6 separate regions of the Homo sapiens genome follow, and all the other regions are linked to region 1. A link is a loop called in an ENCODE intact Hi-C map of the cell type or tissue named here. Cell type or tissue: mammary epithelial cell. All regions are shown on one strand.

The links. Peaks named below come from ENCODE experiments on the same cell type or tissue, not always from the same donor. Only the 100,000 strongest peaks of a DNase experiment are listed, where the experiment ranks them.
Region 2: a loop joins it to region 1, with 19 times the contacts of the local background. A loop is called at or near these places in 44 of 110 quality-filtered maps.
Region 3: a loop joins it to region 1, with 16 times the contacts of the local background. A loop is called at or near these places in 47 of 110 quality-filtered maps.
Region 4: a loop joins it to region 1, with 25 times the contacts of the local background. A loop is called at or near these places in 13 of 110 quality-filtered maps.
Region 5: a loop joins it to region 1, with 2.8 times the contacts of the local background. A loop is called at or near these places in 3 of 110 quality-filtered maps.
Region 6: it touches region 1 in a loop (5-fold over the local background); 16 of 110 quality-filtered maps call a loop at or near these places.

The regions. Positions count from the first base shown.
Region 1 is chr1:183,279,186-183,283,185 of GRCh38, forward strand. All of the region lies in intron 7 of NMNAT2 (nicotinamide nucleotide adenylyltransferase 2), which reads right to left. Among named protein-coding and RNA genes, the nearest start is that of LAMC2, 95 kb to the left of the region's middle. RefSeq lists enhancers at 1-264, 265-1,075, 2,648-2,707 and a silencer at 2,388-2,437. In mammary epithelial cell, a CTCF peak has its summit at 2,470 (motif pointing right); DNase peaks (open chromatin) are centred at 176, 806, 2,116 and 2,466; H3K27ac peaks cover 2,271 bases.
Region 2 is chr1:183,541,748-183,545,747 of GRCh38, forward strand. SMG7 (SMG7 nonsense mediated mRNA decay factor) reads left to right here. Exons shown (of 23, transcript NM_001375584.1): 14 at 329-755; 15 at 2,606-2,750; 16 at 3,183-3,565. Among named protein-coding and RNA genes, the nearest start is that of NCF2, 47 kb to the right of the region's middle. RefSeq lists a silencer at 2,115-2,164. In mammary epithelial cell, a CTCF peak has its summit at 2,051; a DNase peak (open chromatin) is centred at 2,034.
Region 3 is chr1:183,621,605-183,625,604 of GRCh38, forward strand. ARPC5 (actin related protein 2/3 complex subunit 5) reads right to left here. Exons shown (of 4, transcript NM_005717.4): 4 at 1-4,000. Among named protein-coding and RNA genes, the nearest start is that of ARPC5, 12 kb to the right of the region's middle. In mammary epithelial cell, a CTCF peak has its summit at 1,789 (motif pointing left); a DNase peak (open chromatin) is centred at 1,777.
Region 4 is chr1:183,914,480-183,918,479 of GRCh38, forward strand. It overlaps RGL1 (ral guanine nucleotide dissociation stimulator like 1), which reads left to right. Exons shown (of 18, transcript NM_001297671.3): 16 at 1,968-2,222. Among named protein-coding and RNA genes, the nearest start is that of RGL1, 110 kb to the left of the region's middle. RefSeq lists an enhancer at 1,566-1,755. In mammary epithelial cell, a CTCF peak has its summit at 1,684 (motif pointing left); DNase peaks (open chromatin) are centred at 1,332 and 1,712; H3K27ac peaks cover 444 bases.
Region 5 is chr1:183,196,710-183,200,709 of GRCh38, forward strand. All of the region lies in intron 1 of LAMC2 (laminin subunit gamma 2), which reads left to right. Among named protein-coding and RNA genes, the nearest start is that of LAMC2, 12 kb to the left of the region's middle. In mammary epithelial cell, no CTCF peak of the experiment used is centred here; a DNase peak (open chromatin) is centred at 1,912; H3K27ac peaks cover 3,657 bases.
Region 6 is chr1:183,683,318-183,687,317 of GRCh38, forward strand. It overlaps a transcript of RGL1 not described here. Among named protein-coding and RNA genes, the nearest start is that of APOBEC4, 32 kb to the left of the region's middle. RefSeq lists an enhancer at 879-1,380. In mammary epithelial cell, a CTCF peak has its summit at 1,982 (motif pointing left); no DNase peak of the experiment used is centred here.

The DNA.
Region 1 (4,000 bases):
GCTGAGGCCCCTCCCAGTGCCCATACTTTTCCTGGCACCCAGGCGCACTTCCTGCTTGTCAGTTGTTTTTCTTCCCTCATTAAGCTCACTCTGAATTATCCCAGTGAGGCCCATTGTTGTTTAAAACAGGCAGCAAACTGACTCACTTATTAAAACTGAGCAGTGGGGAACAACATTCTGAGAATACCGTGAGGAGAGTCCTCACCCAGGATGTGGCTCAGGGTGGAGCACAGCGTGGCTCCCAGGCGTTCCAGGCCCTCTCATCAAGAGGCCGAGGCTGTTGGGCATCTTGTCTGAAACAGTGAGGCAGGTCTGCACTGAGGGCACCACCAGCCTTCCAGAGACAGCTGCCAGCACAGGCCCTGGGGCCCTGAGGCCCAGGCGAGAGACAGAGAAGCTGCGGGCAGCCCTGCCTGCCTTAGACCCTGTGGCTAGTTCTGGGACCTGACGAAGGCTTTCAGGTGGTAAGCTGTCCCCTGCTGTGGAATGAGTCTCTAGGTGGGACTCCTGAAGCAGGGGGGAGGCTACTGGGCCAATGGTGGGCAATGCCAGCATCTCATGGTCCCAGGGTCAGGGCAGCCTTCCCACGTAAGGGAGCCCCACTGAGGACTGGATTGTAACTATGAAATATTCCTGCATCCTGTCTTCTCTCCTCTCTAACATACCTTAGTCTAATGATCTGTTTGTGTGCAGGGATTTTCCTTTATCTTTACAGCCCCAGGGTCTGGCAGAGTCACTGGCATACAGTAGGTGCTCAGGCATGTTGAATGGGTAAGGCAACAGATGAGCTGACAACAGAGATCCTGCAGGCTGCCTTCCGGGCAATCTGGGAGGGCTGTGGTGACTATCGTGGCCTCTGCTCTTGCAGCATGGGGTCACTGGGGAGAATGTTTGCCTGAGTCAGTGGCGCCTCTGCGTTGCGCCATAGGATTTCTGGCCCAACTCCCCAACTGTGGAGAGGAACCACACTTGGTATTGCTGACAGGAGCCAGACTAGGCTTATTTCTCGGATTCTGTTGTTCCTCAGGCCCACTTGGAGCCACCCAGGGTTCTAGGTCAGTTCTCTGTTGAAAGGGCACGTCTCTGTAATTCTGACTGCCTATAAGTTCAGTTAGATCAAGCTTGTCCAACCCAAGGCACATAGGCCACATGTGGCCCAGGGTGGCTTTGAATGCAGTCTAACATAAATTCGTAAACTTCCTTTTTTTTTTCTTTTTTTGGAGATAGAATCTCCCTCTGTCACCCAAGCTGGAGTGCAGTGACACGATCTTGGCTCACTGCAACCTCCGCCTTTCAGGTTCAAGCAATTCTCTTGCCTCAGCCTCCCAAGTAGCTGGGATTACAGGTGCCTGCCACCACACCTGGCTAATTTTTGTATTTTTAGTAGAGAGGGGGTTTCACCATGTTGGCCAGGCAGTTCTCAAACTCCTGACCTCAAGTGATCTGCCCACCGTGGCCTCCCAAAGTGCTGGAATTACAGGCATGAGCCACTACACTCGGCATGTAAACTTTCTTAAAACATTATGAGATTTTTTTTTGGCGACTTTTTTTCTTTTTTTTTGCTCATCAGCTATTGTTAGTGTTAGTGTATTTTTTTTTTTTTTTTTTTTTTTTTTGAGATGGAGTTTCGCTCTTGTTGCCCAGGCTGGAGTGCAATGGCGTGATCTCCGGCTCACCGCAACCTCCGCCTCCTGGGTTCAAGCAATTCTCCTGCCTCAGCCTCCTGAGCAGCTGGGATTACAGACATGTGCCACCACACCCGGCTAATTTTGTATTTTTAGTAGAGATGGGGTTTCTCCATGTTGGTCAGGGTGGTCTTGAACTCCCAACCTCAGGTGACCCGCCAGCCTCGGCCTCCCAAAGTGCTGGGATTATAGGCTTGAGTCACCGCGCCCAGCCTAGTGTTAGTGTATTTTATGTGTGGTCCAAGATAATTCTTCCTCTTCCAATGTTGCCCAGGGAAGCCAAAAGATTGGACAGCCCTGAATTAGATGGTCATGTCAACAGGGAATGTGCTGGCCCTCAGCTTTCTCTCATCACTGGTTCTCAACTGAGGGCAATTTTGCAATTGCCAGGGGACATTGGGCAATGTCTGGACATTTTTGGATGTCAGGACTGGAGGGAGAGGGTGGCATGCTACTGGCATCTAGTGGGTGGAGGCTAGGAGTGCTGCTAAACATCCTACAATGCACAGGGAAGCCCCCCTCCCCAACACATCTGTTCCCAAATGTCAATTAGTGCCAAGGTTAAAAATCCCTGCTTACAGCCATGAAAATAAATCTCTTTCCTATTCCCAAGCCAGGGACACACTATCCCAACCAAATATAATATGGGACTTTTATGTTTTAAGCCAAAGCACAAAGAGTTCAAGAGTACGGTCTCTGCCACCCTTTCTTGCAGGACCAGTGCAAACATTTAAGTCAGACAAGCGGCCCCAGCAGGGCTTGAGATCCCACATATGGCCACTGGAGGGCAGCAGTGACTTCTCCCAGTTTGTCCTATGAGGCTAAGGCAAGTTTCCAGCCCAACAGCCTGTGGTCTAGGGCAGCCCTGGAGGAGCAGTCAGCTGTTAGGAGCATGTAAATAGGGTCAACAGACGCTAATGGAGCTAGGAGAAAATGGCTTTTCCTCCTCATTTAGTGTGGAAGGAAATATTAAAAAAGGGGACACGTGAGCCCCAGCGCCTCACACAGCGCAGGAGTCGGGAGGCAGCGAGCTCCCTTCCAGCTCCTCTGGGCTAGCCTCCTTCCCCAGGTCACGCTGATCCAGGGCCACGAGCCAGAATGCACACTCTCTGTCCACACTCCCCTCCCAGGAATCCGGGCTATGTGAAGCCCGGGCCCTGCAGCCCATCCCAGTTTCCACTGCATGCAGCCACCACCTGGACCATGCCAGGACCTGAGCCCAATCTGACAGCTGTGGCTGCTGAGCTGTCCTTTCTCGGAACCTAAGTGTTCTCCATTCTCTACCCCACACTGTCCTTTCTCCATCACATGCAGGTAGACCCTCCCTCTCAGCGAGCACAGGGGATGTGGAAGGGGACAGGCAGAGCCTCAGGGAAGCCAGAGGTGAGAGGTCACTCCCCAGCAGCATTTTTGGTCCCTGGCGGCTGGCTCACCATAACTCCAGAACTGCTATGGAGCAAGAAGAGTAAGCAGAGGCCCCTGCCCCTCCCGAGGTAGCCGTGAGCTAATGGAAGTGAACACAGCAGTACGCTGTGCAATACTGATCACCACTGTCCTCTCCTGGAGGGGACTCCTTGAGTCAGGATGAGGAGTGCCTGATCCACCTGCCCCAGGCGCTAGGAAGGCAAGCAAGGCCATGGCTCAAGCTTGCCACAATACATCTCTGGACTAAGGAAAGAGAAATACACTGGAATACAATGAGAAGTCCTAAGGCTGAGCTCTGCTGGCCAAGGAGACTGCGTGGGAAGGCAGCAGGTGGTGACCAGGCTGGAACTGCAGGGAAGTGGAGTGCAGGAGCTTTCAGCCCAGCCCAGGCACCTTCCCTCCCATCCTTGCCTGTTGGGTGTTCTGGGTCTGGAGAACCTAGAGCCAAATGCTCCTGCCTGTTTTGGGGAGCAACCAGGAAGGCGGGTGCTCCTTCCTGTGGCCTTCAGAGAGTGACTTGCTGGTCAATAAAGGATATTAAAATTAGTAAAATAATCAAGAAGTGAGGAGTTTTGAGTATTCATTCCTTTTGTTTTTAATTAAATTTAATTTTAAGTTAATATAACTTAATTTTTAGTAATGGCTCTATTTAAAACTGGTTCACAAAATTCCTGAAAACTTTACAAATGGTTGTAGGAAACCACCTGAGCCAATTCAGGGACACCACTGCACCTCAGATGAGAGGATGAGACCCAGAGAAGCCCCTTGAAATGACATCACATCTGCCGGGTCTGTGTGAACCAAGTGCTCAGGACAAACCCTGCCTCTCAGGATTGCAGTGGGAGCCCTGACTTCCAGTCCTTGGACAGAAAAGTACCAGGAAGGGATGC
Region 2 (4,000 bases), 260 kb after region 1:
CTATAGAATAGGAATTATATATAGCTACCTTATAGGACATATCAAGGGCCCTAGACCAGTGTCTTGCACTTGAAGCATGCTCAGAAAATGTAAATTCTAGCAAACGTTGAAAGAGCCAGAGGGATAGGTTGTGACGATGTTAAGTGTGATAATGAGAACCTCAGTTTCTACATAACTACTTTTTGTGTTACCTGAATCCACATTGTTATATCCTGCTGTTTTCATGGTTATTAGTGCTAGGAATATATTGACTTGGATCCACACACAATTCAGTTGTTATTTTTTAAGTTAATGTTTTTTATATATGGATTTATTTTTGCTTTTTTAGGCTGATTCAGTGTGAAAATGAGGTAGGGAAATTGTTGTTTATCACAGAAATCCCAGAATTAATACTGGAAGACCCCAGTGAAGCCAAAGAGAACCTCATTCTGCAAGAAACATCTGTGATAGAGTCGCTGGCTGCAGATGGGAGCCCAGGGCTAAAATCAGTGCTATCTACAAGCCGAAATTTAAGCAACAACTGTGACACAGGAGAGAAGCCAGTGGTTACCTTCAAAGAAAACATTAAGACACGAGAAGTGAACAGAGACCAAGGAAGAAGTTTTCCTCCCAAAGAGGTGAGAAGGGACTATAGCAAAGGAATAACTGTAACTAAGAATGATGGAAAGAAGGACAACAACAAGAGGAAAACTGAAACCAAGAAATGCACCTTAGAAAAGTTACAGGAAACAGGAAAGCAGAATGTGGCAGTGCAGGTAAGCTGTATTTGAACTATAAAGCAGGTAGAGGAAGGCTCACACAAAAGGCAAGATTTTTCATTTTGTTCTAAAGCCATGAGAATTGGCCGTCCTGGAAGTTTAAATGCATTATTTAATTGCATAGTAAGGTTATATAAAGAGCTGTGATAGATGGTTACTTTTTCAATTCTTGGGAATTGTGAGTGAAAAAAAAATCTCAGCCTGATTTGACACTTTCGTCAGTCTTCACCAATTTAAGCAGTTTGAAAGGATTAGTTGCAGAGTTGTCAGTTTCACACAGGATTATATTTTATTTAGAAGATATAACTACCATTTGTCAATGCTATAGTGGAGATTTGGGGTCTTCTGTAGATCCAGTAGAACCAAGAGTATATTAAGGCTTATGCAGTTTTTTTTTTTAGATTCACTATAATATATATATATGTGTGTGTGTGTGTGTGTGTGTGTGTGTGTGTGTGTGTGTGTATTTTTTTTCTTGGAAAAATATGAGACTTTTTTATTGACAATTATACTTGTCCCGGCTATTGGTATTAATATCACTTTAATCTTATCCTGGATCCTGGGAATTTATAAAGGAAGAACCCAGGTTTCTTGCTGGGAAAAGATAAGCACTGCTCAGTTATTTGTGACTTTCTTTTTATTAATATATTTTCCCAAATAGAAAAGATGGTTTCATGTAAACAGAAAAGGGCCTTTATTCTGTGATGGTTTTATTAATACTATTAATGTTTGAATAAATACTTAAGCAGCCATGTGAGTTGTTAACACATTTTAGCAAATGTATGTGTTTGCATGAGAAACTTTACATTGTTGAAGGCTGCTTACAAATAAATAGTACCTTTGAAGTATTTCTCTAATTTTTTTGAGAAAGAGAAATAAGAAAATAATAGTTCCATTTTAACATTATAGCAAGGAGAGAAACAGAAAGACAAGGTAGAAATTAAGACATAGGGGAGAGAGAGAGATGCTAGGGAAAGGCAAGAAAAAAAAAAATGAACTAGAAAGCCAAAGGATCCGAGTTTTAGAGATAATGAGTCCAGCATTTTCTGTTTACCTTTCCTCCATTCTCTGTAACTGCTCACAATAAGGTCCAGACTGAAAATACAATCTCCTTTTTTGGTTTCTCATCCATCTCAAATCACCTATAAATGATTAAAGAAAGAAAGAGTAAACATATCACCACACTCTGTACCTCGTCCTGGGTTTTCTATAAATGCTACTCATGTTCCCTCATTTTGCTCAACTTTGAGCAGTGCATATGACATCTACTCTCTGGCTCCATCTATAGGATCTCAGGGCCTGTTCCTTACTGCTGAAAGTATCCTTATTTATTCTGAAGGGTGGTAAAGTTGCAGGGTGGAAGGTGGATGCCTGACTGCACATATGGCTACCCAGATGAAATCAAACTGAGGGCCAAAATAACTCACCTATGGGTTAATAGTCATTATTAGTTCATAATTCATGTATGTCGTTTAATGAATTAGAGTATAGAGAACCCTGGGCCCCAGAACAAGCAACTTAAAGTCATAGACAAGTTTTTTTCAACTTGTTAGCATCAGGCATCTCATTTGTAAAACAAATGGGCTCTAAGGTCCTTTACATTTTTGGATTTTTGTGATCATGGGAAAGCAAAATAATTAGTAAAACTAAGATAGTAAAATTATCTTTTATTGGCTATTAAATAATTTGCTTTGATTTTCCATTTTTAACTTAGGTGAATTTAAATATCTTCAGCATGTACTTTTTGATCTAATGAGGTTTTAAATACTTTCTTAGGAGTAGGGTCTTCTTTCTAGCACATTTGAGTTTCAATTTATTATAGATAGTTTTGCTTCTATTGGTTACAGGTAAAATCCCAGACAGAACTAAGAAAGACTCCAGTGTCTGAAGCCAGAAAAACACCTGTAACTCAAACCCCAACTCAAGCAAGTAACTCCCAGTTCATCCCCATTCATCACCCTGGAGCCTTCCCTCCTCTTCCCAGCAGGCCAGGTAAATATGTTTTGTAATTTCTTCTACTTAATCTTTTCTGTGCAAGAATTTCTATTCAGTCACTGAGAAATGTGTTTTCTGTTGGAGTAATGTTACTAAGCCATAAAAAGTTCTATTTTCCCTAATACTTATAAAATTATTTTTGAACTGTTTGTGTGTAGTGTACATACAAGTGCATGTTTGTTATTATGAAGGAAATCCTATCACTAAATACAGAAGCTACTCACAGAACACTGATTACTTCAGTGGATAGAGGAAAAATATCAAGTCTATTTTTAGTTCTTCAAATCAAGTTAAAGATTGACAACATGACTAATCTCTTTTGTGATGTGTTAGAAGACTCCCTCTACCTACCTGTTAAAAAAAAAATGACTTTTTTTGCAATTTTTTGCTGTTTCCTTAAAACTAAAGCTGTGTTCTTCTGTTTTGAAGGGTTTCCGCCCCCAACATATGTTATCCCCCCGCCTGTGGCATTTTCTATGGGCTCAGGTTACACCTTCCCAGCTGGTGTTTCTGTCCCAGGAACCTTTCTTCAGCCTACAGCTCACTCTCCAGCAGGAAACCAGGTGCAAGCTGGGAAACAGTCCCACATTCCTTACAGCCAGCAACGGCCCTCTGGACCAGGGCCAATGAACCAGGGACCTCAACAATCACAGCCACCTTCCCAGCAACCCCTTACATCTTTACCAGCTCAGCCAACAGCACAGTCTACAAGCCAGCTGCAGGTTCAAGCTCTAACTCAGCAACAACAATCCCCTACAAAAGCTGTGCCGGCTTTGGGGAAAAGCCCGCCTCACCACTCTGGATTCCAGCAGGTAAGTTACAGTTGTGTGTACTATCCAGCTGAATGAAATAAGGGGAAATGCTGAAAGATTCAATGTTAGAAATGCTCATTAAACTTTGACATACTTCTTGCTTAGATTTATAGTGATTATGGGAAAACAAAAGTATTGTCTCTACTGTTTATGAAAGTTCAAATGTTTTCCTTACTCTTGTAAAGGATAAAATACTAGATCTTAAGTACCATTCTTGGCTGCTACTAAGTGTCCATTTTATTGAAAATGGATTTTCTGCAAATAATTCTCCTATAGGAACATAAACTACTAGGGAAATAGAATCACAGTCTTGATGAGGTGCTAAGACAGATGTGACACCAATCTTAAATGTTGTCGTTGGAAGCACAGCACTTGAAGCAGAAAGGGGAAACAAACACTCTTATGCAAATATATTCATTCATTCATTAAACCTCT
Region 3 (4,000 bases), 340 kb after region 1:
CAGCCCCGAGGGCTGCTGGTTGCCCATTTTAACGGTTATTTCTTGATGATATGCTAAACAAGGGGTGTATTATTCATGCCTCCCCTTTTTAGACCATATAGGATAACTTCCTGATGTTGCCATGGCATTTGTAAACTGTCATGGTGCCGGTGGGAGCGTAGCGGTGAGGATGGCCAGAGGCAGAGGTCACTTTCATTGCCATCTTGGATTTGGTGGGTTTTGGCCAGCTTCTTTACTGCAAACTGTTTTATCAGCAAGGTCTTTATGACCGGTATCTTGTGTTGACCTCCTATCTCATCCTGTGACTTAGAATGCCTTAACCATCTGGGAATGCAGCCCAGTAGGTCTCAGCCTTATTTTACCCAGCTTCTATTCAAGAAGGAATTGCTCTGGTTCAAATGCCTCTGAAGGGAATAAGGAAGTTCTTTATGTATTGATAGGAAATTACCACCAAAATATACTGTTAATGAAAAAAGCAAGGAACAGAACACTATATATAGTATGTTAGTATTTATGTACACAAAGGGGTAAAATCTTATATAGGTATTTGCCTGTAAATGCATACACTGTATCTGGAAGGATGCCTAAGAATTAAGTGACAATAGTTGGTTGTCAAAAGAGGAACTAGGGTGGAATGGAAAATTACCACAGTACATATTTCTTACCTTTTGAATATTGAACAATATGAACAAATTATTTGAAAACGAATAAAAACTAAAATGAATAAAATACAGAACCATTGGCTAATGAATACACTGACCTTTAACTTAGCAAATTGAAGAAAATCTTAGTTGCCCTGGCATCTTGATTCAATTTTTGGAGAAACAAAAGGAAGTATGATGTTATTCAGAGGCATTGGCCATTTAAGTTATTCATTACCCTAAGGGTTGACAGAATTAGAAAAATCTACGTATAAAGTCAAGGACGGTGATATAAATTCATGGATATAATTTAATGGTTATCTTTAAGGAAAACAAGGGGTATTGGGTCACATCTCTGCTCTTAGAAGGTGATGCCACAGAATAATGAACAGATCATATAAACTCCCATAGTGCCACTGTTAGCCAGATATGAGCTGGAATTCTGTTCCTCAGCCACTTTCTCTGGTGACTTCTGGCAAAGCTAAACACTATAGGGGCTGCACGTGGTACTCATGGTGGCTCTGATTTCCACCTAAGGCTGATAAATTCCCTTCTTAACTGTCCACATTGAAGTGAATTGAAATTCTTTGTGACTAAACTTGATTGGCTCTAGGGTATTTGAACCCAAGAATTATTTTACTCTTTGTATAGTTCTCAATTTGTACTTCTGATGTGTTGCCCTATTCAGGTACCCTAAGAACCTGTGTATAAATTAAGGATTTCTTAGGTGACTTGGCTCGTTCAATGTTATGCAACCAAGAGATATTTGTTGAACATCAACTATGCCAAGTGAATGTGGGGATGAGTAAGAGCCAGCTACTATGACTTCAGGGGGCCCATACAGTCTAGCAGCAAGGTCAAGAGGGTGTGTCTTGCAGAGCAGGAGCTAACTGCTAGGCTGGAAAATACGGGAGTTTTAGAATGCTTTGGAATTCAGGTGGGTCATACACTACTCAATTTGTGTTTCATGTGGTGTGGATTCTAGGGAACTGTTTCAGAGAGAAATAAGAGATGTAAACATAGATTATTTATGTTGATTACTCTTACACACTCAAGTAACAGAAATGATAAAGGAAAATAGAAATGTTAAAGTGAATGCTGTGTCCCATGTTGCTTGTGGTTGGATCATCAATGTGGTGAAGTAGCACCACCTTGAGGCAGATGACATGCTGTACCTCTGTGGGCTTCCCGGGCCTCCTCCATATCTGGAATCATACAAGAGGCACCTGCACAGAACGTTTTCACATTGGGGTTTTCACATATTGTACTAGTGACATTGGGGTGAGGGGGAGAGGGAGTGGGGCAGAGGTCCCGCGGCAGGAATATGGACAGAAGCAGCCTTGTTTAAGGGCACTTGGTTCTACAGAGGCCGTTGGTCTGTTCCTTAATTGGGTGTGTTTTTCAATTATTTTGGTGCTTTTAACATATTTTGTCTGTAAGGGGATGTTAGTTGTAAATCTAAAGGAAAAATTGTGTATCTAAAAATTAATCAATCTGGCTGGGCGCGGTGGTCACGCCTGTAATCCCAGTGCTTTGGGAGGCGGAGGAGGGTGGATCACCTGAGGTCAGGAGTTCAAGACCAGCCTGGGCAACATGGTGAAACCCCATCTCTCCTAAAAATACAAAAATTAGCTGGGCACGGTGATGCGTGCCTGTAATCCGAGCTACTCAGGAGGCTGAGGCAGGAGAATCGCTTGAGCCTGGGAGGTGGAGGCTGCAGTGAGCCGAGATTGTGCCATTGCACTCCAGCCTGAGCAACAGAGCAAGACTCCATCTCAAAAAAAAAAAATTAATTAATTAATTTTCTTTTTTACCTTTATACATGGGGTTAAACTAAGTGATCATCAATGTCTATTTCAGCTAATAAAACATTATGATTTCCTATAATTTTACTTTCTTGAATCTATCACGGAGATAGTTTCTGATCCTGTTAATAATTTGCACCATCTAGAATTCTTATGTTAAAAACATTAAAACTGCAGCTGGGCGCGGTGGCTCACGCATGTAATCCCAGCACTTTGGGAGGCCGAGGTGGGCGGATCACGAGGTCAGGAGATCGAGACCATCCTGGCTAACACGGTGAATGAAACCCCGTCTCTACTAAAAATACAAAAAATTAGCCGGGCGTGGTGGCGGGCGCCTGTAGTCCCAGCTACTTGGGAGGCTGAGGCAGGAGAATGGCGTGAACCCAGGAGGCAGAGCTTGCAGTGAGCCGAGATCGCGCCACTGCACTCCCGCCTGGGCCACAGAGCGAGACTCTGTCTCAAAAAAAACAAAACAAAACAAAACAAAACAAAACAAAACAAAAAACATTAAAACTGCAAGAACAGTGACTATTAAACCCACTTTTAACTTTCTCTTTCTACTCTGTTCATTTCACTTGGACCGTTTGTCCTTTCTGCCCCTCCAAAGGATTAGTTCAAATTAATGTCTCACTTTAAATACTCTGATCCACCCTGATTTTGTTGTTCTCCCAACATTGACTAACTGCATTTACAGTCAAATGCTAAATTGTATGACGTTAATTCTCTTTTTTTTTGTATGACATAATTTTCAGGTGCTTAACCTTACTTCCCAATTAGGCTGAGAGCAAACTGGTGAACAAGATTCAGACCTTATTCTTCTGTTATGTCCTCATGATCCTGGGATCCACAGGAAATGCTTTAAAAAGAATTCGGTTAATTTGTACCATCTACACATTGATTTCACCCATGTTCATGTCCTTAAAATATCATCATACTTGTCATCAAGTATGACTGTTACCGAAATGGTGCTGTTACCCAATGACCAAGAAGGGGTATGTTTTCCATTTCTTCCCTTTTGTAAAATGCCAAAAAAGAAACCAAATAGTAAAAGCACTGAGATTAAAGGAGGAGAATGGGAGGTAAACAACTACTTTTGTGCTAAAAGTGTCCTATGGCATTTATATATATTTTTTCCGCAATTAATCCTATTCCCAACTCTTCACCAAGGATAGTACTGTGTCATGGTTACTATACCCTGGGCTGACATTTAGTCAGGAGGCAACAGTTGAACCAGTTGTTTCCAGCTAGTATCCATTTTGACTCGGTCTCTATATTATACTACTTGTTAAATATTTTTAGTATCTCCCCTCAGTAAAGCTGATAGACTGGCAGATTCTAAATACACCCACCCATTCTTGTGAACAAATATGAACTCCAGAATTTTTCCAAACGCTTCAGTTATGAAAGTGATGTTAAGAAGGATTTTATGAAAAAGCATTCAGTATCATTTGATTTTAAAGTTTGTAATTGGTTATGCTATACCTACTTGACTACCTCTAATACCTATTGGCTAAGGCACAGTGGCATGTGCCTGTAGTTCCACCTTTTCGGGAG
Region 4 (4,000 bases), 640 kb after region 1:
CTTGGCACATAGCTGGACTGAGCTGACCTCCACACTTCCTTCCTGACCTGAGAGCCTGTGACAGCCGCCTTCTCCAAAAGTCCTCCAGACTGTCATTCTTCCTTTTCCACAGGCTGCACTGTGAGGTTGCTCTTAAGGGTGAAGTGTAATTTATTTGCATTCCTTTCTTCATTCCCCGATCATGATTTCTAAATATTGATTTTTGCACTTGCTCCTCACTTCTTAAATTCTCAATAGGAATTTGGGGGCTCATCAGGCAGTCTGTTTAGAGCTGCTATAACCCAGGCATATTCTAGGCTTTATCTTAACTATAAATGTCACTAGAATCATAGAAAAATCTAACAAAGGAAATAGAGTTTGGATAGAGGAACATGAAGGCGAAAAAATTGAATGAATAATTGGAAAATGCACCCCCTTAACTAATATATCTGCAAAGAAACTTATGCTATTAACTTATCTATCATCAGTTAGTCCTCAAATTGAGCCACTAAGTTGATTCATTTGGGAACATAAGGAAGAAAAAAACCCAAAAACCAAAACAAAAACTAAACCATATTATGATAGAGCCACAATCAGACCCCTACCCATGAGAATTGTCACATCAGCTGGCTGGCTGTAAACTAACTGTGCAATAGAACTGAATGTATAATTATGCCACAGGAGGAAATCTACAGGAAATAAGATAATAGACTCCATTTTAATCAGAAGCCTGATAACCAGAAAGCTCAACTTCTATACTGTTTCCATGGAAAGGCAGATAAATATGAAAGAAATGTTATTTATTTTATAAATGACTTCCAGAATATTTTATAGGATTAACATGGTATAATTTAGCTTAAGTCATTCCGGGAAATTCTTTATAATTTTCTACAATAATAATGGGTATTTTAAATGGTTCAATTTAATGATTTTTAAAAGTACCTCTTCCAATAACTTCTTTCTTTGGTTATTGGTATTGCATGGATGAGAAATGTGTAGTTAATCAGAAAAGCATATTAACTGTAGTACTCCATTTCTTAATTGTCCTTGATACACATCATGAAAATGTATACAGTTGGCTCTACTAGCAAATGTGGAAAGTGGTGAAGCTGCTTAAAGGCTGTATTTCCCTTGAGCAAGTCACTTTTATATTCTGAATCTTATTCTCCTCGTCTTTATAATGCTCTGCATTTTGTTCACAAGACAGTTGTGGAATTAAAATGGGATAAGATAATATGAAAGTTCATGATAAGCCTCACAGTACTAAACATACCGAGGTAGCAGCATACTATGTTGATTCATCTTATTGTCATCAGCCACAGGCTGAGCCTTGGCCATGTGCTTGCTCTGGGAACTCGACAGTGGGAATCAGGGAGCTTGGGTTCCTGTTCTAGGGGTGCTGTCAACTAGCTGTGTGGACCTGGAGCCCCAGTTTTCTCCCTGGGTCTCAGGTTCCTCAGCAGAACAGGTATGGGACTAGTTGATGTCCAAGGCCTTTCTAGCACTAATATTCAATGCAGAGCCGTATAATCTGGGGTACTTCTCTTAGAAACTTCTAAAAATACAGAACTTTCTCTCTCACTACGAAATCTGACTGCAGTAGGACTGAATCAACTGCGTTGGCAAGGCTTTCCTCCAGCCCCGTAAGCTTCTGACTTCTTTGGGAACCCATATTGCCTCCAGTTTCTGGTGTCTGCTGCCACCTGCTGGTTAACTTCTATAAGAACAGCTAAAACCTAGGGAAATAGAACTGCTTTGCCTCACGTGCTTATAGAGTGATTAGGTCACACTGAGTCACCGATAGGCATCTACCACTGATGGGGACTCAGAGTACTTACACCAGGGATGAGACACATGTGTGCTGTGGGCTGTTGTGGAGGAAATAACTGCAGTCTATCAGTCTTGATATCTACCTCTGCTTTGAAAATTGCAAAGCTGTTGGCCAGCGTTCTAATCTGTTTTCTTCTGGGGTGTGTTTACTCTTCCAGCTCTCTGAGTCCTCCTCATCCTGTTCTTCTATCCATTCCATGGACACAAATTCCTCAGGGATGTCTTCCTTAATCAACCCCCTCTCCTCCCCTCCGTCCTGCAACAACAACCCCAAAATCCACAAGCGCTCTGTCTCGGTGACGTCCATTACCTCGACTGTGCTGCCTCCTGTTTACAACCAACAGAATGAAGACACCTGCATAATCCGCATCAGTGTGGAAGACAATAACGGCAACATGTACAAGAGCATCATGGTGAGGAGCAAGCCCTGACCCAGGAGCGGGTTTCCATTTAGATTGTGTGTCTGTGTCTGTCGGCCGCTCAGACTAATAGCCCTAAATATGCACACTCAATATTAGCATATACATATATGCATTCACACAGAAGGGATGTGTGTCAGTTCCAGGTCTCCCTGGGCATAGATGCTGAATGATATATGTATATAAAATATATATACATATATATGCACACACATGGTGTATATAGGATATAATTTTCACATCTTAAAGAAATGCTAAAACTTATTCGTTTAGGTCAGTATTAGCCATTTGAAAATTCTCAATTTGGGTGACAGTGTAAATGTGCTCCAGGGAGGATGACACAACCTCACACATTTTTGGAAGCCTTCCTATGGAATTATATGTCTGGTTTTATCATTGAATTTCCACACATTCTTAGCAGTGTACTCCCCTGATGGCAGATTTTTGTCATTTAGTCATTTGGATCAAACCTAGTTAATAAAGTGGATGATCAAGCTAGAAATACAGTTTGGGTTAATGAGGAACGATGCCTATAAAATGAGACTGACCTTTTTGAGCTTCTTGTAAAATCTGTGTGTTTCTGAGGACAATTGCAAAGATATTTTTAATAATGGCAGTCTTTTGGGAATACACACAGAGCCTCTCATGGCGATAACCTTGGGTATGTGAGGTCTGGTAGGTTTATCACAAGAATATAAACTCCTTAGTTTATGGGAGATAATCATGTATTGGAAATCACTTTATCCTTTGCAGCAAAATCCCACAGCTAATTCCACATCTCTCCTCATCTTTATCACTCGCCTCTTTGAAGGCACACTCAGTGCTTACAAGCTCAGGTCTGAATATGGCATAAGTGGTATGGAGGCTCCACATAAAAGCTTTGCTAAAGCATTTATTGAGTCAACAAAATATCAAACATTTATTGCGTTCTAGTCATTAGATCAGGCTTTGGGGATAGGGAGATGAGTGAGACATTTCTGCCTTTGAGGAACTTTTAATTAGAAAGGGAGCCCACAAAGCATTATTCACAATGTGCAAAATAATAGAGCCAAGATCAGGTGGTAAAGGGCCTTGTGGCCCACACAGAGGAGTGTGTTAATCCCGCAGGCAATAGGGTCTTGTTGAAGGCTTTTAAGTAGTGATGGGATTTGCTCATTAAGAAAGTCATGGCACTGTGTTTGCTGGAGTGTCGGGGTAGACTGGAGGCGGGGAAGCAAGTTAGGAAGCTGCTATCATGTTCCATGTAGGAGAGGATAAGGGCTTGAATGACGGTCATGTGGCTGGAGATGGTGAGGATTTTTGAAAGCTTTTGATGAGGTAGAATTGTAGAATCCATTCATTTAGTTACCAACTTTTTGGTTACTGTTGTGGAGGACTAGAGGCTGTCTGGGTAGTTGGTGGGTCTGTGAGATATGAACTACCAGAGGAGGATATTCAGGGACATTTAAATCAGAGGTACCAGTATGACATCAGATGGCATTGTCTGATAGATGGTCAGAAACATGGGCTGGTGCAAGGCTGGTGCTGAGATCAAATACTGGGAGTTGTCAAACCCCACAGGGGGGACGTGGTCTCGCGAGACTGAGTGTAGGATGAGGCAGAATGCAAGTGGTAATGAGGGAGGGGCTAATAAAGGAGCACCCGAGAGGTAGAGGAAACACAGGGAAGCCAAGGTCCTCCATGTGGTTACTGCCTGCTCAGCATGGTCTGTTCACCTGGCACCTCTTACCTGCACCAATCAGAGAGAATGTCCACTGCATAACTCTACAGTG
Region 5 (4,000 bases), 82 kb before region 1:
ATGGTATCCAATAAGGTATATTAAGATTTAGTTTTTAGTGTAACTTCTTTGAAAAAATGAAATAGGAGACTAGTTGAGATTGTCAGCCCCAATTTGTGTCTGCCCACCATGATGGTTTTCTTTTATAAAGCAAGAATTTTAAGAAGCAGAGGAAATGAAGACATAAAATGAAGTGTATGTGAATGAATGGAAGAGAGATGAAGATGTCCCAGTGGTGAGCGTTATATGAAATTAGGCTGGAAAAGTAGATAGGGTAAGACCATGATAGTCCTTGTAGGCAATATTGAGGAATTCTGGTGCTTAACTTCAAAGGAAAGGAAAGAAACTACAGAATATTAAGCAGAGAAGCCATGATACAATTTGTATTTTGGAAAGATTTTCTGATTGCTGAGTGGAGGGAAGCAAAAGAAGTTGCAGGGAATTCAGCTAAGAAGTGATGGCAGGCAAGAGATGATTGAGGTTTGGTCTAGATATGGCTATAGTGGAGATGGACTTGATTGGATTTGAGATATTTAGTGGGTTATATCAACAAAATTCAGTGTTAAATAGGCAGGTGAGAAAGATGGAGAACCTGTAAGGATAGCTTCCAGCTTTCCGACTTGAAGGCATGGCAATCATAAGTTTGGTTTTAAACAGGTTTTGTGTAAAGAACTTTTGAGATAACCAATTGGAAATGTAAAGTGAGCTGGGCGCAGTGACTCGTGCCTGTAATCCCAACACTTTGGGACGGTGAGGTGGGCAAATCACTTGAGATCAGGAGTTCGAGACCAACCTGGCAAACAAGGTGAAACCCTGTCTCTACTAAAAATACAAAAAATTAGCCGGGCGTGCTGGCGGGCGCCTATAGTCCCAGCTACTTGGGAGGCTGAGGCAGGAGAATGGCGTGAACCTGGGAGGCGGAGCTTGCTGTGAGCCGAGATCGTGCTACTGCACTCCAGTCTGGGCGACAGAGCGAGACTCCGTCTCAAAAAAAAAAAAAAAGTAAAAGTAATAAGTAAATAAGTAAATAAATAAAGTGGATGGCAGACATGAGGACCTGAAGTTGAGGATGAAGTTTGGGCCAAGGAAGTATCTTCGGATGTCAACAATTACGGTGGTTATTGAAGTCCTTGTCATGGATGAGATTACCCAAGGGAGACTCAGACTGAGACGTTGTGGAGATTAAGGAGCCCTGAGGAGCACCGACATTTAGAGTAGGGGTAAGGAAAGGAGCCAGCAAAGCCTTGAATAGGGAAGGTCAGAAGGCAGACAGACACCTGGCAGTATGACATCATTGTATCCAAGGGAAGAGAGTTGCACAAAGGAAGGAGGGAAAAAGATTTGATGTCTCAGAAAGAGAATGAGGGACACATGCAGGAAAGGAAACACAGGGCACATCCCTTTCCTCTAAATAAGAAAGATAATTGAGCATCATCTTTTTTTTTTTCTTTCTTTTTTTTTTTTTTTTAATTGAGACAGAGTCTCACTCTGTCGCCAGGCTGGAGTGCAGTTTCGTGATCTCGGCTTACTGCAACCTCCACCTCCTGCGTTCAAGTGATTCCCCTGCCTCAGCCACCCCAGTAGCTGGAACTACAGGTGCCTGCCACCACACCCGGCTAATTTTTTTGTGTATTTTAGTAGAGACAGGGTTTCACCATGTTGGCCATGATGGTCTTGACCTCCTGACCTCATGATCTGCCCGCCTTGGCCTCCCAAAGTGCTGGGATTATAGGCGTGAGCCACCGTGCCGGGCTGAGCATTATCTTTAAATGGTTCATAGTTCGACTAATTCACGGGAGATTACAGGTCACATCATATAAACTTGCTGCTGTTTCACTGAATCAGTTTTAGTGCACTAAGCAACCGAAATGGTAGCAACAGCAACAAAGCACTACGTAATAGCAACCAGCACACACTGTCAGGTTTAAACATGATGCTCAAATTCCTAGCTCCTGACACCGTCCCACACAGCCGCCAAGTACACTACCTATCAAGGCTGCCTGAGCACTGCAAACTGATCTCATGCTCTGAGGCCTGCCTCATCGCCTTGCCCTCCTCCCACACAGCCCTAGGCTCGCTGCCCGTTGAGGTGGCAGGCAGAAAGCATTGCAGCTCTGGGGTCATAGACCACAGATGGGTGGGCAGTCCTAGGGTGGAAATAGTTCATCTGGTATGAGCAGCAACCTGAAAGTCCCAGACCCTTAATCTCATTGAAAATCTCATGTTCCTCTCACAATTCTTTCTGTTCCCATCTCACCATGGATTTTTTTGCTTGGAACATTAGTTTTTTTACACTGAATGTCATATATGTAGACAATGGAAACTTTGTGTAATGTATTGGGGAAATTTGAAAGTAGGCTTCTGGACGTCAGGGAGATTTCTGTATGTTCAGGTTCTTGTTGGCTTTTCTTTTTTTTTTTTTTTTTTTTTTTTTGAGACAGAGTCTCGTACTGTCACCTAGGCTGGAGTGCAGTGGCACCATCTTGGCTCACTGCAACCTCCGCCTCCCAGGTTAAAGGATTCTCCTGCCTCAGCCTCCCAAGTAGCTGGGACTACAGGCTTGCACCACCACACCCAGCTAATTTTTGTATTTTTAGTAGAGATGGGGTTTCACTATGTTGGCCAGGATGGTCTTGATCTCTTAATCTCGTGATCCACCCACCTCGGCCTCCCAAAGTGCTGGGATTACAGACTTTTCTTAGAGTCAGACTGCCTATATTCCTTCCTTCCTTTCTCCTTCCTTCCTTCCTTCCTTCTTTCCTTCCTTCCTCCCTCCCTCTCTTTCTTCCTTCCTTCCCTCCCTCATTCCCTCCCTCAATTCCTTTCTCTCTCCTTCTATCCATCATGCTATCCACCATCTTTCCATCCATCCATCCATCCAAGCACTGCATTAGGTACAGTGGGGATATAAGGTGAGAAATGCTGTAGAAGAAGTAAGTCATAGACATAAACAGTGATGACACAGGATAGAACGAGGCAAATGCTGAGAGAGGTGAGGATGAAGTGCTCTGGGCTTTCACGGGAGAGAGAAGCTGCCAGAAGGTATCCGCAAGGAAGTGCACAATCTGATTTATGCACCTAAAAAGAAGACTGGCTGTTACCTGGAAATAGATTTAGGGAGGGTGGAAGCAGGGAGTGCTCCTGATAAAGGAAATAGCAAGCCTAAAAGCCAGAGGTGGGAAAGGGTTAGTGCAGCCTAGATCTGTGCATTGGAGCCCAGTGAACTCTTGATGAGGTAAAGTTGGAAAGGTTGGCAGGGGCCACATCTGCTGAGTTTTGAAAGAAGTTTGGATTTTTAATTTTGTCATTACCGTTAAAGCACTAAAAAGCATGATGATTTCACAGATTATACAAAGACAGCGATTAGATCACCTTAGTGAAAAGCAGAGCATGTTTTTCAGTTTAGAACAATAGAAAGAGGGCCGGGCGCGGTGGCTCAGGCCTGTAATCCCAGCACTTTGGGAGGCCGAGGCAGGCAAATCACCTGAGGTCAGGAGTTCAAGACCAGCCTGGCCAACATAGTGAAACCCTATCTCTAATAAACATACAAAATCAGCCGGGCATGGTGGTGGGTGCCTGTAATCCCAGCTACTCGAGAGGCTGAGGCAGGAGAATCACTTGAACCTGGGAGGCAGAGGTTGCAGCAAGCCAAGATCGCGCCACTGCACTCCAGCCTGGGCGACAGAACGAGACTCTGTTTCAAAAAAAAAAAGAACATTAGAAAGAGGACCTGCTTATAGAAACACAATCATATGTATGCCAAGTGATTGAAATTTCTCGTAATTGTATGCCTCAAAAGGGCACTGTTTCTTATGGGAAATTTAAAATGAGATCCCGATGAACTGCTACTACTGATGATGATTATTTCAAGGCCTTGTCCTGCGTACAACCTGAGGAAATATTTTCTGTTTCCTTTTATTCTCCTAAGGCCACAGCTGGGAAACCGCCTTTGCCCCTTTGCTTCCTGTCCTAACCTGTTGGAGCTGCGTGTTTTAGTGAGGGGTGGGAGTGTTGTGAAGTG
Region 6 (4,000 bases), 400 kb after region 1:
ATATTTAGTGCTTCCTTCAGGAGCTCTTGTAAGGGAGGCCTGGTGGTGACAAAATCTCTCAGCATTTGATTGTCTGTAAAGGATTTTATTTCTCCTTTGCTTATGAAGCTTAGTTTGGCTGGATATGAAATTCTGGGTTGAAAATTCTTTTCTTTAAGAATGTTGAATATTGGTCCCCACTCTTTTCTGGCTTGTAGAGTTTCACCCAAGAGATCCACTGTTAGTCTGATGGGCTTCCCTTTGTGGGTAACCCGACCTTTCTTTCTGGTTGCCCTTAAAAATTTTTCCTTTGTTTCAACCTTGGTGAATGTGACGATTATGTGTCTTGGGGTTGCTCTTCTCGAGGAGTGTCTTTGTGGTGTTCTCTGTATTTCCTGAGTTTGAATGTTAGCCTGTCTTGCTAGTTTGGGGAAGTTCTCCTGGCTAATATCCTGAAGAGTGTTTTCCAACTTGATTCCATTCTCCCTGTCACTTTCAGGTACACCAATCAAATGTAGGTTTGGTCTTTTCACATAGTCCCATATTTCTTGGAGGCTTTGTCTGTTCCTTTTCATTCTGTTTTCTCTAATCTTGTCTTCACACTTTATTTCATTAAGTTGATCTTCACTCTCTGATATCCTTTCTTCCGCTTGTTCAATTTGGCTATTGATACTTGTGTATGCTTCACAAAGTTCTCGTGCTGTGTTTTTCAGCTCCATCAGGTCATTTATGTTCTTCTCTAAACTGGTTATTCTAGTTAGCAATTCCTCTAACCTTTTTTCAAGGTTCTTAGCTTCCTTGCATTGGATTAGAACATGTTCCTTTAGCTTGGAGGAGTTTGTTATTACCCACCTTCTGAAGCCTACTTCTGTCAATTCATTAAACTCATTCTCCATCCAGTTTTGTTCCCTTGCTGGCGAGGAGTTGTGATCCTCTGGAGGAGAAGAGGCATTCTGGTTTTTGGAACTTTTAGCCTTTTTGTGCTGGTTTTTCCTCATCTTCATGGATTTATCCAGCTTTGGTCTTTGATGCTGGTGACTTTGGATGGGGTTTTTGTGTGGATGACCTTTTTGTTGATGTTTATGCTATTCCTTTCTGTTTGTTAGTTTTCCTTCTAACAGGCCTCTGTGCTGCCCCTCCTTCCACCAAGCTCGAGCGTCCCAGGTCGACTCCAGACTGCTGTGCTGGCAGCAAGAATTTTATGCCAGTGGATCTTAGCTTTCTGGGCTTCATGGGGGTGGGATCCACTGAGCTAGACCATTTGCCTCCCTGGCTTCAGCCCCCTTTCCAGGGGAGTGAACCGTTCTGTCTCACTGGTGTTCCAGGCGCCACTGGGGTATGAAAAAAACTTCTGCAGCTAGCTTGGTGTCTGCTCAAATGGCTGCCCAGTTTTGTGCTTGAAACCCAGGGCCCTGGTGGTGTAGGGACCCGAGGGAATCTCCTGGTCTGTGGGTTCCGAAGACCATGGGAAAAGCGTAGTGTCTGGGCCAGAGTGCACTGTCCCTCATGGCACAGTCCCTCACAGCTTCCCTTGGCTAGGGGAAGGAGTTCCCTGATCACTTGTGCTTCCTGGTTGAGAGGACGCCCCCACCCTGCTTCGGCTCACCCTCCATGGGCTGCACCCACTGTCTAACCAGTCCCAGTGAGATGAGCTAGGTATCTCAGTTGGAAATGCAGAAAATCACCCGCCTTCTGCGTTGATCTTGCTGGAAGCTACAGACCAGAGCTGTTTTTATTTGGCCATCTTCTATTTACATTTATTTTTATATGTAGTTATATATTTAAAACTTTATCTTGACCACTTGATTTAGAGTAATGGAAATTGGAGAAATGTATACAGTACAGAACATTCTACATTGGCTTTTTTTTTCCTATTTAAAATGCTTAAACGTTCTTTAACTCAAGAACTTTAATTTTGCTAATAACAAAGATTCTTAAGCTTAGTGTGAAACATGGAAAGGAAACGCCAGCAGCCTGGTTATGAATAGGATCAGCAGTGCCATCTTGTGGTAAATACCTTGAATTACAATTAGAGGCACCCGCATGGGATCTGGGAGACTAAGAAATTCTACTCTATGCTCAGTGATTTACATAGAATGTAAAAGGTATTTCTCACCATTTTAAGACTTTGGGTTTATATAATCAGAGGAGGTTCTTCCTTTACAAATGTGGCAAAGACTACAGTTTTCTACAAGACCTTTTAATGTTGAGCTTTTAATGTTACATACAATTACATTAAATGTTACTGTATGTAATATTAAAAACTACAGTTATAATTTCAAAAAGATTATAGTACATGAAACATTTTCTCTAGCAGCAGCTCTAATGTGTAATAAAACCTAGTATTATAGGTTAAATTGGATATATCTATAACATAATAAGGTAAGCAGCTATAGATAAGTCAAAGCATGGCAAGTATATGATCAGATAATAATCCTGTTTCCTTCAGACCTAACATGTGGTAATACAGTAATTTTGTGTTCTTTAGCTTGTCTGCTGCTTTTGAAAATTCTTTTCAACAGTTAACAAATATTGATGAATCCAACTGGAAAAAATAATGTTTACCTATTCATTAGTTCCAAGTCTGTGATAGTTAAATACGTGGGACCATTGTAGTTTCTAGAATAATTACATTTAAAATCCCCAGCACCTTGCAAAAATATTTATTCAATTCATATTTTGCTTTTTACGTTATCAACACATATTAGTTTAGAGAGTTTAGCACAAATCACTAACTAGACCAGTATTAGTAATCCATTGGTAATTCCAAGTCTCACACTGGATCATCTTGAAAATAGTTCATGGGTTACTATTTTTTTCATTAGTTATATATGTCATGCCGAATCAACATTATTTTCAGAAGTCATTCCTCTTTATTTTATTGCCCTTTTGTGTCACTTTCTTTTTCAAATTATAAAAGTAATATATGTTCATGATGCAAGTTCAGATATTAAAGTAATCATTCCTGATAAACTTAACCCCTGGAAATAATCACCATTTACAGTCTGGTGTATTATTTTCAGTTGCTGCATTTATTAATAAAAATATTTTCTCTTTTCAGTTGGTCAGAGGTAGGGGCACCCCATCTTCATTTCCCTCAGTGGCACTTTCTTCCAGAAAATTTGCTGACAATATGTTTTTTTTGTCTGCTAAGATAACTGGGAATTTCATTACCCTGATAGGAAATTTTGATTTTTATTCCTAGTTTTGCTGTTTCTCACTTCCTGCAGTGTTGGATTTATTGGGCACTGGATGACAACACTCTGTAGTGCTATACAGATTTCCTAGCATGTTCAGATATACATTAACCATGCATAGAAAGGTTGTAGAAAGCTTAATGACTTTGCCCAAGTTAGCTAACATGTGACTAGCCACGATTTAAATCCCTTCTGATTATACCTGTACCTAGGTGAATTCTTCTGGTCCCATGACTTTAAATACCATCTGTATTTGAGATGACTCTCAAATTTGTATCTTTAGCCCTGCCTTCCCCCCTGAGCATCAGACTTGTATATGCAATTTAAAAAAATACATCTCCGCCTCAGTGCCATCTCAAACCTTGACTTGGCAATAAAGAGAATGCTTGATGTCCTCACCGCTACCTTTTTTCTCCCAAAGACTTCTCCATTTTAGCTATTGGCATCATTAGCTATCCATTTGCCTAAGCACAAACCTTGGAATAACCTTTGGTTTTTCTCTTCTTCAAGCGTGACATCAATCCATCAGCACATGCTGATTCTAACTACGTTTCCCTAACATAAGTTCATCTCTTACCTAGGCTAACATAATCACATCCCAATTGGTTTTCCTGCTTCCCCTCTGTCTGTCATCACCATTATGTGCTATTCTATTACCTTTTTATTTTTTTCATTATATTTAACAATATCTGGTATTATTGGCTTTTGGATCTATTGTCTGTCTTACTTTCCTTCTAGAATGTAAGCTCTGCAAGGCAGAAACTTTTATCTTGTCACCACTGAATCCCCAAGACCTAGAACACTGCTGGCAGGTAGGTTTCGTG